3 separate regions of the Homo sapiens genome follow, and all the other regions are linked to region 2. A link is a contact called in ENCODE Hi-C or POLR2A ChIA-PET data. All regions are on one chromosome and are shown on one strand. The core of a region is the stretch at or near the end of the contact, and the rest is flanking DNA. Distances in the headings are between cores, read along the strand shown.

Region 1 (3,541 bases), core at 941-3,440, 540 kb after region 2:
CCGCCACAACGCCCAGCTAATTTTTGTATTTTTAGTAGAGATGGGGTTTCACCGTGTTGGCCAGGTTGGTCTCCAACTCCTGACCTGAAGTGATCTGCCTGCCTCGGCCTCCCGAAGTGCTAGGATTACAGGCGTGAGCCACTGCAACCAGCCACATGTGTGTCTTATTTTTATTTTATTTTATTTTTTGTTTTGTTTTTTTGAGAAAGAGTCTCACTGTGTCACCCAAGCTGGAGTGCAATGGCGTGATCTTGGCTCACTGAAACCTCCACCTCCCGGTTCAAGCGATTCTCCTGTGTCAGCCTCCTGAGTAGCTGGGATTACAGGCGCCTGCCACCATGCCCAGCTAATTTTTGTATTTTTAGTAGAGACTGGGTTTCACCATGTTGGTTAGGCTGGTGGCGAACTGCTGACCTCAGGTGATCCACCGGCCTCGGCCTCACAAAGTGCTGGGATTACAGGTGTGAGCCACCACGCCCGGCTAAGAAGGGATTTTTTTTTTTTTTTTTTGAGACGGAGTCTCGCTCTGTCACCAAGCTGGAGTGCAGTGGCACCGTCTCAGCTCACTGCAACCTCTGCCTCCTGGGTTCAAGAGATTCTCCTGCCTTAGCCTTCCAAGTAGCTGGGATTACAGGCACACACCACCATGCCCAGCTAATTTTTGTATTTTTAGTAGAGATGGGGTTTCACCATGTTGGCCAGGCTGGTCTCGAACTCCTGACCTAGTGATCCACCCACCTCGGCCTCCCAAAGTGCTGGGATTACAGGCATGAGCCACCGTGCCTGGCCAGAAGGAATTTTAAAAAAGAAAAAAAAAAAAAAAAACAAAGCTGCCAGGTGCGGTGGCTCACGCCTGTAATCCTAGCACTTTAGGAGGCCGAGGCAGTGGATCACTTCAGGTCAGGAGTTCGAGACTAGCCTGGCCAACATGGTGAAACCCCATCTCTACTAAAAATACAAAAATTAGCCGGGCATGGTGGCAGGCGCCTGTAATCCCAGCTACCGGGAGGCTGAGGGAGGAGAGAATCACTTGAACCCAGGAGGCAGAGGTTGCAGTGAGCCGAGATTGTGCCATTGTACTCTAGCCTAGGAGACAAGAGCGAAACTCCGTCTCAAAAAAAAAAAAAAAGAAACCCAGAAGAAAAAGATGAATGAAGAATGGAACCAAGCCTGGGTTATCCTTGTCTTCAGGCCAACACAGTAAAAAATAGATTTATGTATGTTTGTTTTTTAATAGAGGAAGAGGCTCACAAAGGCAAAAATGCCAGGTCCTAGGAAAGCCATACTGCAGCCTGGCTGGTCCCCAAGGAGGCTCCTGGCTTCTGTGTCTGGGTAGAAGTAGCCACAGTTCTCCTTGGACCCTGCAGGATCAGTTTGGGCCAACGTGGCTGGTTCAGGCTGATGGGGCGTTGCCAGGCTGAGTTGTCTGGAGGGAGCTGGGACAGCCTTGAACTGCAGCAAGACAGCCATAGTGCCAAGGGCCTGGGGCTGGACACACCCTGCATGGGAGTGGACCTGGGCAGCTGGAGGCCACCTCTGGGCTGTGATGATGGCAGCCTCCCCTCACTGAGCGCCGAGCATCTGAGGGGTGTCCTGCCTGCATCACCGCGTTGCGGCCTCATCAGTCCCACGACTTTGTGCCCATTTTACAGATGAGGAGATGGAGGCCCAGAGAGCCAGTCAGAAAGTGGCTGGGCCAGGACTAAGAGTGCAGCGCGCTGCCTCCGTGCCCTGCGTCAACAGCTCAAGGAACTGGGGTGCTCCGGAAATGGGGCCAAGGCTGCTGGGCAGCAGGACGCTCAGGGCCTTGGCCTCAGGAGAGGTAATTCCCCACTCGGAGATCGGTCTTGTTGCTGCATTTTATAGATGGGAAAAGTGAGGCTAGAAGAGACGACAAACGACACGCCGTTGGACACACGGCAACGTTTTAGATGTTGGGTCTGGCCGGGCGGCCGTCACCGGTCACCATGGGGAGGAGGAGGAGCCGAGAGACTTGCTCGCGGCCGGGGGGAGGCAGAAGCGCGTCCCGCGGGAGAGGTGGCTTTGAGGAGTGAGCTCCCGGTCCCGCGGGGACGCGAGTGGGCCCAGTGCCCGGGCTGCCAGGCGGGGCGGGGCGGGGCCGGGCGACTGAGAGGGGCGGGGCCTGGCGGCTGGGAGGGGCGGGGCGGATGCGGGGACAGCGGCCTGGCTAACTCCTGCCAGGCAGTGCCCTTCCCGGAGCGTGCCCTCGCCGCTGGTGAGTGAGGACGGGACGCGGAGGGGGCAGCGGGAAGTGGGGGCCCGCATGGCTGCGACTCTTGGCAGCGCCGCGGGACAGAGGGAAACTGAGGCCGGAGCCGCAGACTGGACACCCGAGGGGGCGACCCGGGGCAGCACTTGGGGCTCGGCTACCGGGTCAGGGGGCGGCGGGCAGCAGAGTCTGGGCCTCCGCGGCCGGGGTTCCAGCGCGGGCCGCCTCCGGCTGGGGGTTCGGGAGGGAAAACTTGGACAACCCTGCCACGCCCAGCCCTTGGCCGCGTGGCTTCTCCTGCAGGAAGCGCGGTCCCAGGAGTGGCCGACGCTCCCTCTCCTGCCCATTCCGCGGATGGGCAATCCCAGGCGGAACTCCCTTGAGGGTCTCAGAATATCTGGGAGACCTCGGGCTCTTGATCTCCGAGACACCCCGTTTCGTAGTGGAGAACAGTCCAGATCGGGGAAGTTTATTTTGCCCAAAGCCGGTTAGAGGCCCCCTGGCCCTCGATTCCCAGTGCGGGGCTCAGGTGCGTTGCAGCCTAGACGGGTCTTACTGTGAGCCGAGCAGCCTCTGGGACCTGTCTGCTTCCCCTACCCCTTGCAAAGAAGCCGGAGCCCAGGTAGGAGAAGCGGGGGCTTCCTGCTGTGAACGCGCTGCTGGCCAGGGCAGCTGCCAGAGGCCATGGCCTGGCGTGGGCCTGGAGCCCCTCTGGCCAGCCTGCCAGGGGCCAGGGCTACGGGATACCAGCAGCGTGCCCTGGGCTGGATGGCAGGAGAGACAGGACTTGAGGCTGTCCCAGAATGGGCTCAGGCAGGGCGAGGATATCAGGGGAGGTGGTGTACAGGAAGCAGCCGCCCAGCTTGCCTGGCACACAGCAAGCCCTGCCCATGAAGGCCTACTGCCAGAACAGTGGGCGAGGCCCGGCGTCTCTGTGGAGTCGGTGGGGCCCGGGACAGGGCAGCCTGAGGCAGGTTTCCACTGGCGGTGAAAGGGGCCGTGTGGCAAGGACAGGAGAGCCAGCCTCAGCCCAGCAGGGGAAGGCGGCCCCTGAGTCTCCACCTGGCTGCTGGCAGCCCCACAGGGAGGTTCGGCGAAACTGAGGCTTGCCAAAGAAGCCTTTGTCCAGAGTCACGCAGCTGGCGCGGTGGAGCCAGGGCCAGAACCCGTGCAGGCTGATCCCAGCCTGCCTTCTCCACTGTGCCCCGAGGACCACTTTCTTTCCTGGGAGTGTGTGTGTGCACATGTGCTGTGTCCTGTCGTCTGTACACACTTGTGCCTGGCGTGAGGCAGGATGTCTGGCTGGATCTA
Region 2 (4,031 bases), core at 1,039-3,538:
GAGCGGGTTCGGCCTGAGGTGAGGAGTTCGAGACCAGCCTGGCCAACATGGTAAAACCCCATCTCTACTAAAAATACAAAAATTAGACAGTCGTGGTGTCGGGCACCTGTAATCCCAGCTACTTGGGAGGCTGAGACAGGAGAATCACTTAAACCCAAGAGGCAGAGGTTGCAGTGTGCCAAGGCTGTGCCACTGCACTCCAGCCTGAGCAATACAGTGAGACTCCCTCTCAAAAAAACAAACAAAAAAAACCCTTCTCACATTTAATCCCGCTCAACCAGGAATCACCATTCCAAGTGAGGAAACTGCCTAGTTCAGAACTCCCCTGGCCAGGGAAACAGAACCCAACAGTGGCAAGTGCCAGGTGTATCCAGCTGCAAGGCCCCTGTTCCTGTGGATCCACACATAACCACCCCCCATTCCTGCAGCCCCACCTACTGCCCAACACAAAACTCTGCACACACTAAAACCAAAAACATAGAGATCAAATAGACTACAGTGCAGTCCACCTGCAGTCAGAAACTGGCGGAGTGACCTCAGAGAGAGAAGAACCTGGGGTGGATCATTCTGTCGTTTCCAAAGGAACCTACAAAACGTGGATGGACTTAGAAGTGGCCAGAGGAGCCAGCACCAGCTTCACATCAGTCACTAGATGGAGATCTGAGAGAGCTTTCACAGTCAGTAGTTGAGGAAACAAATACTAATGTGTGCCCGTTACGAACCACAAGCCAGGTAAGTGCTGGCTGCGAATTATGAGGTGGTGGTGGCAGTTGTAGTTGATACAAGTGTCCAGGATGGGGAAGGAGGTGAGGGATACATTTCAGACATCAAGAGAAAAACCTAACCACAGGCATACGGGTGGTATTAATAAACATCTGCGGAATGGCCGGGCCGGTGGCTCACGCCTGTAATCCCAGCACTTTAGGAGGCCGAGGCGGGAGGATCACCTGAGGTCAGGAGTTCGAAACCAGCCTGACCAACACAGTGAAACTTCCATCTCTACTAAAAATACAAAAATTAGCCGGGCGTGGTGGTGCACACCTGTAGTCCCTGCTACTTGGGAGGCTGAGGCAGGAGAATCGCTGGAACCGGGGAGGCGGAGGTTGCAGTGAGCCGAGATGGCACCACTGCACTCCAGCCTGGGCGACAGAGCAACACCCCGTCTCAAAAAAAACATAAAAATAAAAATAAACATCTGCTGAGAGAACAAATGTCTGAGAAAACAATATCTAACATATTTACATCCTGGCTATTTACAAAGACATTTAAACTTAATGTGTGTTGGGAAACTATTGGGCAAAGTTCTCACTTCTTCATACAGATGAACTCAGCTCACGAAGGCTTGAAATGACTAACAACATTTAAGGGTCTAGGGGAAGTTTGGGAGACATGACTGCAAATCACCTCCATGGCTCCTCAGCCAGCTCAAGCACTTTCTTCTCCCTAAGGAAATAACCAATCTCCTGCCCAACACACCAGTTTTTCAAGCCCATGTAGGAGGCCAACTCAGCCAGCAATTAAATCGCGCTCAGCCCGCCGCTCAGTTCTCCGTGGCCTCGGGCAAGTCACTCTACCACTTCCAGCCTCAAGTTCCCCATCAGTAAAAGGTGGGTAACATGAATAGCTAGCAGACAACAGGACTGTAAAAGATTAAATGAGGCATCGTGTATATGAAAGGGCTCAGAAAACTTAAAACGCCGCACAAAGAGAGGCGAGTGTTAACAGGGGCCGCGTGCAGGGGGATTTGGGCTTGCGCCTCAGCTTCGGCGGTCGGAGCAAGTCACTTCCCCGCTACTAAACTTCGGTTGTCTCAACTCTAAGATGGGTGGAGACCAGGCAGCGCCGAGATCACGGAGCGGGGCCCAAATGCCAGTCCACACAGGCAAGGAGGCTGCGCCGCCGAGACCCCAGGACCCCGGAACGCGGGGGCCCCAGGGGGCAGCCCCTCAGGTCCACGAGGCGGCACCCTGTCCCCGCCGCGGCCCCGTCGGCCTCCCAGGGCCGCCAGAGGGACTGCGCCTCGGCCAGTGGGCGGGCGGTCGGGGCCACGGCGGGGACGGCGGCAGCCGGCCAATGAGGAGCGCGGCTGTGGTCGGGGGCGGGCGCACCCGGTCCTCCGCGTCGCTCCCGGATCGCTACCTCCCCCGCCTCGAGCTCCACTAGGCCGAGGACCCTAAACCCCGAAGAAAGGAAAGGCCTCTCACCGTCCTTTCGCCGCCGCCCCGCGCTTCCTGATGAGTTCGTCCAGGGAGATGTCCGCCATCTTGCTCCGCCGAGCAAGCCGAAAGCAGTCGAGACCCCGCGAGCCCGCCCCTTCGGCCGCTAGGGAGCGACGAACTACTTCCGGCGTCCGCGGACCAACTCTCGCGACAGCCAGCTCAAAGCAGGCAAGAACCGGAAGGGGCGGGGACGTTCCCCGTGAGCCTTCGCGGTGCTGGCTGCTCATCTGCATACGGAAGTTCGGCACATTATGAATTATTTATTTTCCTCGAGGGAAAAAATTAAATGAAAAGCAACAAAATACATTATTAACAAGTGAGACAAACTTCAATGGAACTGGATCATGACCTCAACAGTCAACTACGATAGTCATCATACGCCTAATGAGAATAGAATTCATTACCTAGGAAATAAACTAAAAACGTCCTTATGCCTTAAACTTATGAGTAAGGAAAATAACGATTCGGGGTGACGCCCGAATCCTCACTGCTAATGTGAGACGAATTTTTGAGCGGGTAAAGGTCGCCCTCAAGGTGACCCGCCTACTTTGCGGGATGCCTGGGAGTTGCGATCTGCCCGACCTTATTCACGCCTAAAAAGTAGACTGACTGTGGGGTGGTCGTGTTTTTTGTTTCTTGTTGGTAGGTGGTGAATGCGTTTTTTTCGTTGTTTTCTCCGTTACTCAGGCTGCCAGTTGCTTGGCAGTCTTGTCGCTGGCTGTGGACGCTCTGCACTTCATCACCGTCCCCAGCTGCGCTTTGAGCCGGTCTAAGGTTGCCCACAGTATTGACGTTGGGACCCACGAAACTGGCAATTTCCATGTGTGCGGCCTTACCCAGTTCTCCCAAACTTCTGCGTATAACCGCTTCTCTGTGCTTCAGAAAGATAAGTCCGGCCCCGGCCTCACACAGCAGCTCAGTTCGTGACAGCGTTTAATATGTAAAATGGAGCAAATAATTTATAGGGCGTTGGGAGAGTTAAAGAGACTAATTCATTTACGTGTTAAATACAGGGAATGGCTTTTGCATTGATATAACCCCAGCCTCCAGCATGCGCCAGACCTGACGTAGGTGTTCGGCACATATTTTGTCCAATCACTCTAAAAATACACTCCATGCCCTTAGAACAGGTGGGGTTATGTCCTCTTGGCCATCAGGCATCAGGAGCTCCGTGCAGAAACTGGGTAAGAGGCCAGGAGCGGTGGCTCATGTCTGTAATCTCAGCACTTTGGGAGGCTGAGGCGGGTGGATCACCTGAAGTCAGGAGGTCGAGACCAGCCTGGCCAACACGGAGAAACCCCGTCTCTACTGAAAAAAAAAAAAAGAAAGAAAAAAATTAGCCGGGCGCGGTGGCACGGCCTGAAATCCCACCTACTCAGGAGCCTGAGGCAGAAGAATCGCTTGAACTCGGGAGGCGGAGGTTGCGGTGAGCCGAGATCGCGCCATTGCACTCCAGCCTAGGCGACAGAGCAAGACTCCGTTTCAAAAAAAAAAAAAAAAGAAAGAAAGAAAGAAACTGGGTAAGAGCGATCCTGCAATCCTCCTGCCTCAGCCTCCTGAGTAGCTGGGATTACAGGCCCGCCCCACCACGCCGGGCTCCTTCCCAGACCTCTTTTCCTCACCCATAGAACGGGACCATTAAGCCTTTCCTCCCTTCCAGGCGTGCCAGGAGGAACGCGCAAGAGGTGGGAGGAGGACAGGCTGGCCAGTGGGGTCAGCTGGGCAGTGTAGGGCAGATGCGGAGGACAATTTTATTTTTATTTTTGAGACGGTGTCTCGCTCTGTCGCCCAGGCTGGAGTGCAGTGGCACAA
Region 3 (4,037 bases), core at 496-2,995, 570 kb after region 2:
CAGCGCTGGCAGGTGCTGCTGCTGCTGGCGGCCTCCTCCACACCTGGGCCAGTAGCAGCAGGAGGCTTCACTCAGGAAGAGCTGCAAGTTTGTGAATGGTAAAGCAGTGATTCAGCTCTGTCCTTAACGGCTGGGGAAGGGTCACGGAAAAACACTGGCTGCCCCTTAGTAGGGCAACAGCAGGCAAGGCGGCCTGGGCAGGGGACGTGGCACGGTGGCGACCACCCTCTGTGTGCCAGGCATATTTCTCATGCCACCTCCCATCCTTCCAATACTGTGGGAGCCAGATGGTGTCTCACCATCCCCTTCCCAGATGGAGAACAGGTCTCAGACGGGCGAGTGACCGCCCGAGGGAGGGCGTGCTGCCGTGGAGGCTGGCTGGGCAGGAGCTGGTCATTCCCACTGTGCTCCTTCCACGCAGCCCATGGGAACCTTTTTGTCCTCATGAACAAACCAAGGTCCCTTCCACCCAGCACAGGCCTGGGACCAGAGTGGTCCTCGGAAAGCATATGGCAGAAGTGAGGGGCAGAGGAAACTCTCTGTTACACTGTAGCATAAGGAGGTGCCACTCACTGCACGTTTCCAGCAGGAAGGTTCCTAGTCCAATCAGGATTACACAGAGAAAAACTGGCTCAGAGACCGTAGAGTCTGGCCAGCAGCCAGGCTCAGGGACTCCTAGTTCCCGGCCCGGGTCCCTGTTCTTGGCTCTGGGGTTTCCACTTCATCACCTGCGCCACTAGGCTCATCTCCGTCCGGGAGACAGCACCTGGAGGAGATGTCGGGTCCCAGCTAAAGAAAACACCCCCCCCCCCGCCAGCCCGGGAAGGTGCTGTGGCCTCAGCCTCTGGGCACGCAATAAAAATCCAGGGCTCATCCCCAGCCAGGACAGTGGGGAACGCTTTGGAGTGGAGGAGGCAGGTGAGCCGGATGGGCCGTCCTCACAAAAAGGGAGAGAACCTAGAGGCTTCTCAATCTTTTCCATTTTTCTTTAGATTTCTCCTCCACCTCTCACAGCCTGTTTTCTTTAACCTGCAAGATGAGGGGACCCCGAGGCTCAAATCAAATGAAAAAACACCGAATTCTGTGAACCCAACAGTTACAGCTACACAAATTCACGGGGTTCCCGTTGTCCCTGTGAGGCAGCGGCTGAAAGAATCCCTCTGAAGGGACTCTCGGAGCCGCAGTGTTCTCATCTGTGAAGTGGGGGTGATGAGTTTCACTCCTCGCAGGGCTGTGTCAGGCTCGGGTGTGTGGAGGACCTAAAGTTCCCAACGCAGCCCTCAGCCGGTCTCGGGCCCGGGCAGATCAGGGCCGCAGGTACCCCGGTCTCCTGCTGTCACTCTTCGGCCCCCAACTCCACGCCGCTCCAGAGCTGCCCAGGACGCGCTCTGGGTGGCTCACCGCGGCTCCCGCCGCCCGGGAGCGCTCTTCCCTGTCCCGCGCCGCGGGCTCCCGCCGCGCTCCCACCCCGGCCGCCGCACGTGCCCGCCGCCCTTCCCCGCACCTCGTGCTCCAGCTTGTGCAGGAGGCGGCCCCAGTAACGTTCGGGGACCCCCGAAGCGCGCAGCGCCGGGCCGTGCAGCGCCGCGAACTCGGCCAAGGCCTGCGCGCCCTCCTCCGGCGTCTGGCCCGGGCTGCTACGCTCCGCAGGCCGGCGCTCGGGACCCCGCTCGGCCTCCATGGCGCCAGCACCCGCGCCGACTCCAGCGCCGCCACCGCCGCCGCCGCCCGCCGTCCGTCGGCCCTGCCCTCCCGCCTCCGCCCCCTGCCCCGCCCCGCCCTCCTCCCAGCGCCCCCCCCCCCGCCCCGCCCTCCTCCCAGCCCCCCCCCGCCCCGCCCTCCTCCCAGCCCCCCCCCGCCCCGCCCTCCTCCCAGCCCCCCCCGCCTCCGCCCCCCGCCCCGCCCGCCTCCCAGCACCCCCGCCCCGTCCTCCTCCCAGCCCCCCGCCCACCGCCCCGTCCTCCCCCCAGCCCCCCGCCCCTGCCGCGCCCCCTGCCCCCGCCCCCTGCCCCCCTCCCCACCGCCCCGTCCTCCTCCCGGCCCCCCCGACCCCTCCCCTGCCCCGCCCTCTTCTCGCCCCCTCACCCCGTCCCGCCCCGCCCCCAGTCCGCCTCCAGCCCGGTTTGCCGCGGCCCCCGGGCAGGCCCTGCGCATCGGCGGGGTGCGTGCGAGAGCGCGCGAGCTTGCCAGGAGGGGGCGCGCGTCTGCGACCGCGCCTGTGGTTTGGCTGCCGCCGTGTGCGCACGCGCACCTGATGGTGGCTGAGCTTTTCTCGCTCAGCGCGCGGCGACCCCGGGGAATGCCGGGAGGGCGGGGTGCCTACGTATAGGGCGCTGTCAGGACCGGAAAAGGCCCCACCGACGGCCCGGAAGGTGTCCTGGGGCCCGAACCCGGTGAGGCGGCGCTTCTGTGCCTGCACCGGGCACACAGAGCTCGCAGGCCCCCTGCCTTGGGAGCTCTCGATTCTTGTGAGCGTTTCACCAGATTTGGATGCTGCAAAATCGTGGCCCTTCTCAATTACTTATATTTGGATTCGGAATGTCAGTTGATCCAATTAAGACCAAGTGTACCCGTCAGAGGAATTTACTCCTACATGTCGGGATGTTTCGAAGTGCAGTTGAGCTGGGCGTGGTGGCCGCGTCTGTAGTCCCAGTTACTCGGGAGGCTGAGGCGGGAGGATAGCTTGAGCCCAAGAATTCAAGTCCAGCCTCGGCAACATAGCCAGACTCCCTCTTTAAAAGAAAACAGTTCAGTTATAGAATTTCAAAAGACATTCTCTTTTGAACTCTCATTGAGTTTTATTGCTCCATAGGGATACATTTCAATGTCTTCCTTTTTGCAATTTTGTAAGAATTGTAATTTGCTAAAAAACAAAGGCTGAAAATTTTTTGGAGCTTCAGATGCTATTTTGATAACATTTTTGAACTGAGTTTGAATAAAATGCACCAATTCACGGACTTGTTCAATTCCATTGTAGGAAGCAGGTGGGTCTGCAAAGGCAAAAATTTCCAAACTCAAGTTGGTGAGGGCTGCAGAGAAAAACATTTTATTTATTTATTTATTTTGGGATGGAGTTTTGCTCTTGTTGCCCAGGCTGGAGTGCAATGGTGCAGTCTCGGTTCACTGCAACCTCTGCCTCCCGGGTTCAAGTGATTCTCCTGCCTCAGCCTCCCAAGTAGCTGGGGCTACAGGTGTGTGCCACCACGCCTGGCTAATTTTTTGTATTCAGTAGAGACAGGGTTTCACCATGGCCAGAGGAAAACCCTGATTCCTCGGTTTTTGTTGTGGAAGCCAAGGCTGAGATTGTACCATTGCACTCCAACCTGGTCAACATAGCGAGACTCCATCTCAAAATAAATAATATAGTAAAACAGCATCACAATGCTAGGATGGGGCATGCTGGCTCACACCTGTAATTCCAGCACTTTGGGAGGCCAAGACAGGAGGATCACTTGAAATAAGGAGTTTGAGACCAGGCTGGGCAACAAAGCAAGACCTCGACCCTACAAAAAGAAATTTTTAATTAGCCAGGTATAGTGGTACACACCTAGTGCACCTCCCGCTTCCACAACCCTTCCATCGGTCCCGCTGGGGAAGACAGACTGAGTCTCAGTTGTGTCAGGTACTGGTCAGATTATGTGAACATTCCTGACCCAGCCCCTTTGACCAGGAGAATGTGAGGCTCTGACAGGGCAGTCCTCTTTCACATGCTCCTCCCCAAATGTAAACCCAGTTGTATCAGATCCCTACTTGGAACCCTTTGTGGTTCAACTCTTCACCTGAGCTCCAAGGCTCTGTGTGAGCTGGCACTGCCAACTTTTCCAGCCTCTTTTCATTACACTCTTCCCCTCACACTGTGAGTCCCTGTATCTCTGGTTGTCTTCAGCTCCTGGAAAGCATTGTGCTCTGTTTTCTGCCAGAAAGCCTTTCTCCCCATGCTCACTTTGTAAATCCTGACTCATTCTTCTCAGCTGAAATGTTGTCTTCTAAAGAGGCACTGAAGAATGTGTATTTAATCAACATAAAATTACTGCTCT

The links. A loop is a pair of places that touch in the nucleus more often than their neighbours do. ChIA-PET counts read pairs that join two places held with the same protein, here RNA polymerase II (POLR2A). Pooled maps may share reads with other maps.
Region 1: a map of CD14-positive monocyte shows a loop between it and region 2 (7-fold over the local background). The contact joins the promoter of TSPO here to the promoter of POLDIP3 in region 2. A Hi-C loop is called at or near these places in 1 of 168 maps with a recorded cell type or tissue (CD14-positive monocyte), 3 of 37 single-sample maps with no recorded cell type and 18 of 50 pooled maps. POLR2A ChIA-PET finds 5 or more read pairs at or near these places in 7 of 52 experiments (B cell, HCT116, PC-3 and 3 more).
Region 3: a map of CD4-positive, alpha-beta T cell shows a loop between it and region 2 (25-fold over the local background). The contact joins the promoter of TTLL12 here to the promoter of POLDIP3 in region 2. A Hi-C loop is called at or near these places in 2 of 168 maps with a recorded cell type or tissue (CD4-positive, alpha-beta T cell and natural killer cell), 4 of 37 single-sample maps with no recorded cell type and 14 of 50 pooled maps. POLR2A ChIA-PET finds 5 or more read pairs at or near these places in 16 of 52 experiments (CD4-positive, alpha-beta T cell, CD4-positive, alpha-beta memory T cell, CD8-positive, alpha-beta T cell and 11 more).

The regions. Positions count from the first base shown.
Region 1 is chr22:43,149,369-43,152,909 of GRCh38, forward strand. TSPO (translocator protein) reads left to right here and starts at 2,191. Exons shown (of 4, transcript NM_000714.6): 1 at 2,191-2,236. RefSeq lists a silencer at 1,943-2,162 and an enhancer at 2,784-2,883.
Region 2 is chr22:42,612,595-42,616,625 of GRCh38, forward strand. POLDIP3 (DNA polymerase delta interacting protein 3) reads right to left here and starts at 2,289. Exons shown (of 9, transcript NM_032311.5): 1 at 2,205-2,289. The coding sequence starts at 2,263. RNU12 (RNA, U12 small nuclear) reads left to right here and starts at 2,650; the gene lies at 2,650-2,799. It overlaps LOC124905127 (a long non-coding RNA gene), which reads right to left and starts at 2,185. Exons shown (of 2, transcript XR_007068118.1): 1 at 1-2,185. RefSeq lists enhancers at 509-1,052, 1,597-2,140, 2,141-2,684, 2,177-2,356, 2,437-2,496 and 1 more and silencers at 1,777-2,106, 2,647-2,706.
Region 3 is chr22:43,185,389-43,189,425 of GRCh38, forward strand. TTLL12 (tubulin tyrosine ligase like 12) reads right to left here and starts at 1,746. Exons shown (of 14, transcript NM_015140.4): 1 at 1,505-1,746. The coding sequence starts at 1,681. RefSeq lists enhancers at 397-901, 842-921, 932-991 and silencers at 1,372-1,591, 1,632-1,791, 2,040-2,159.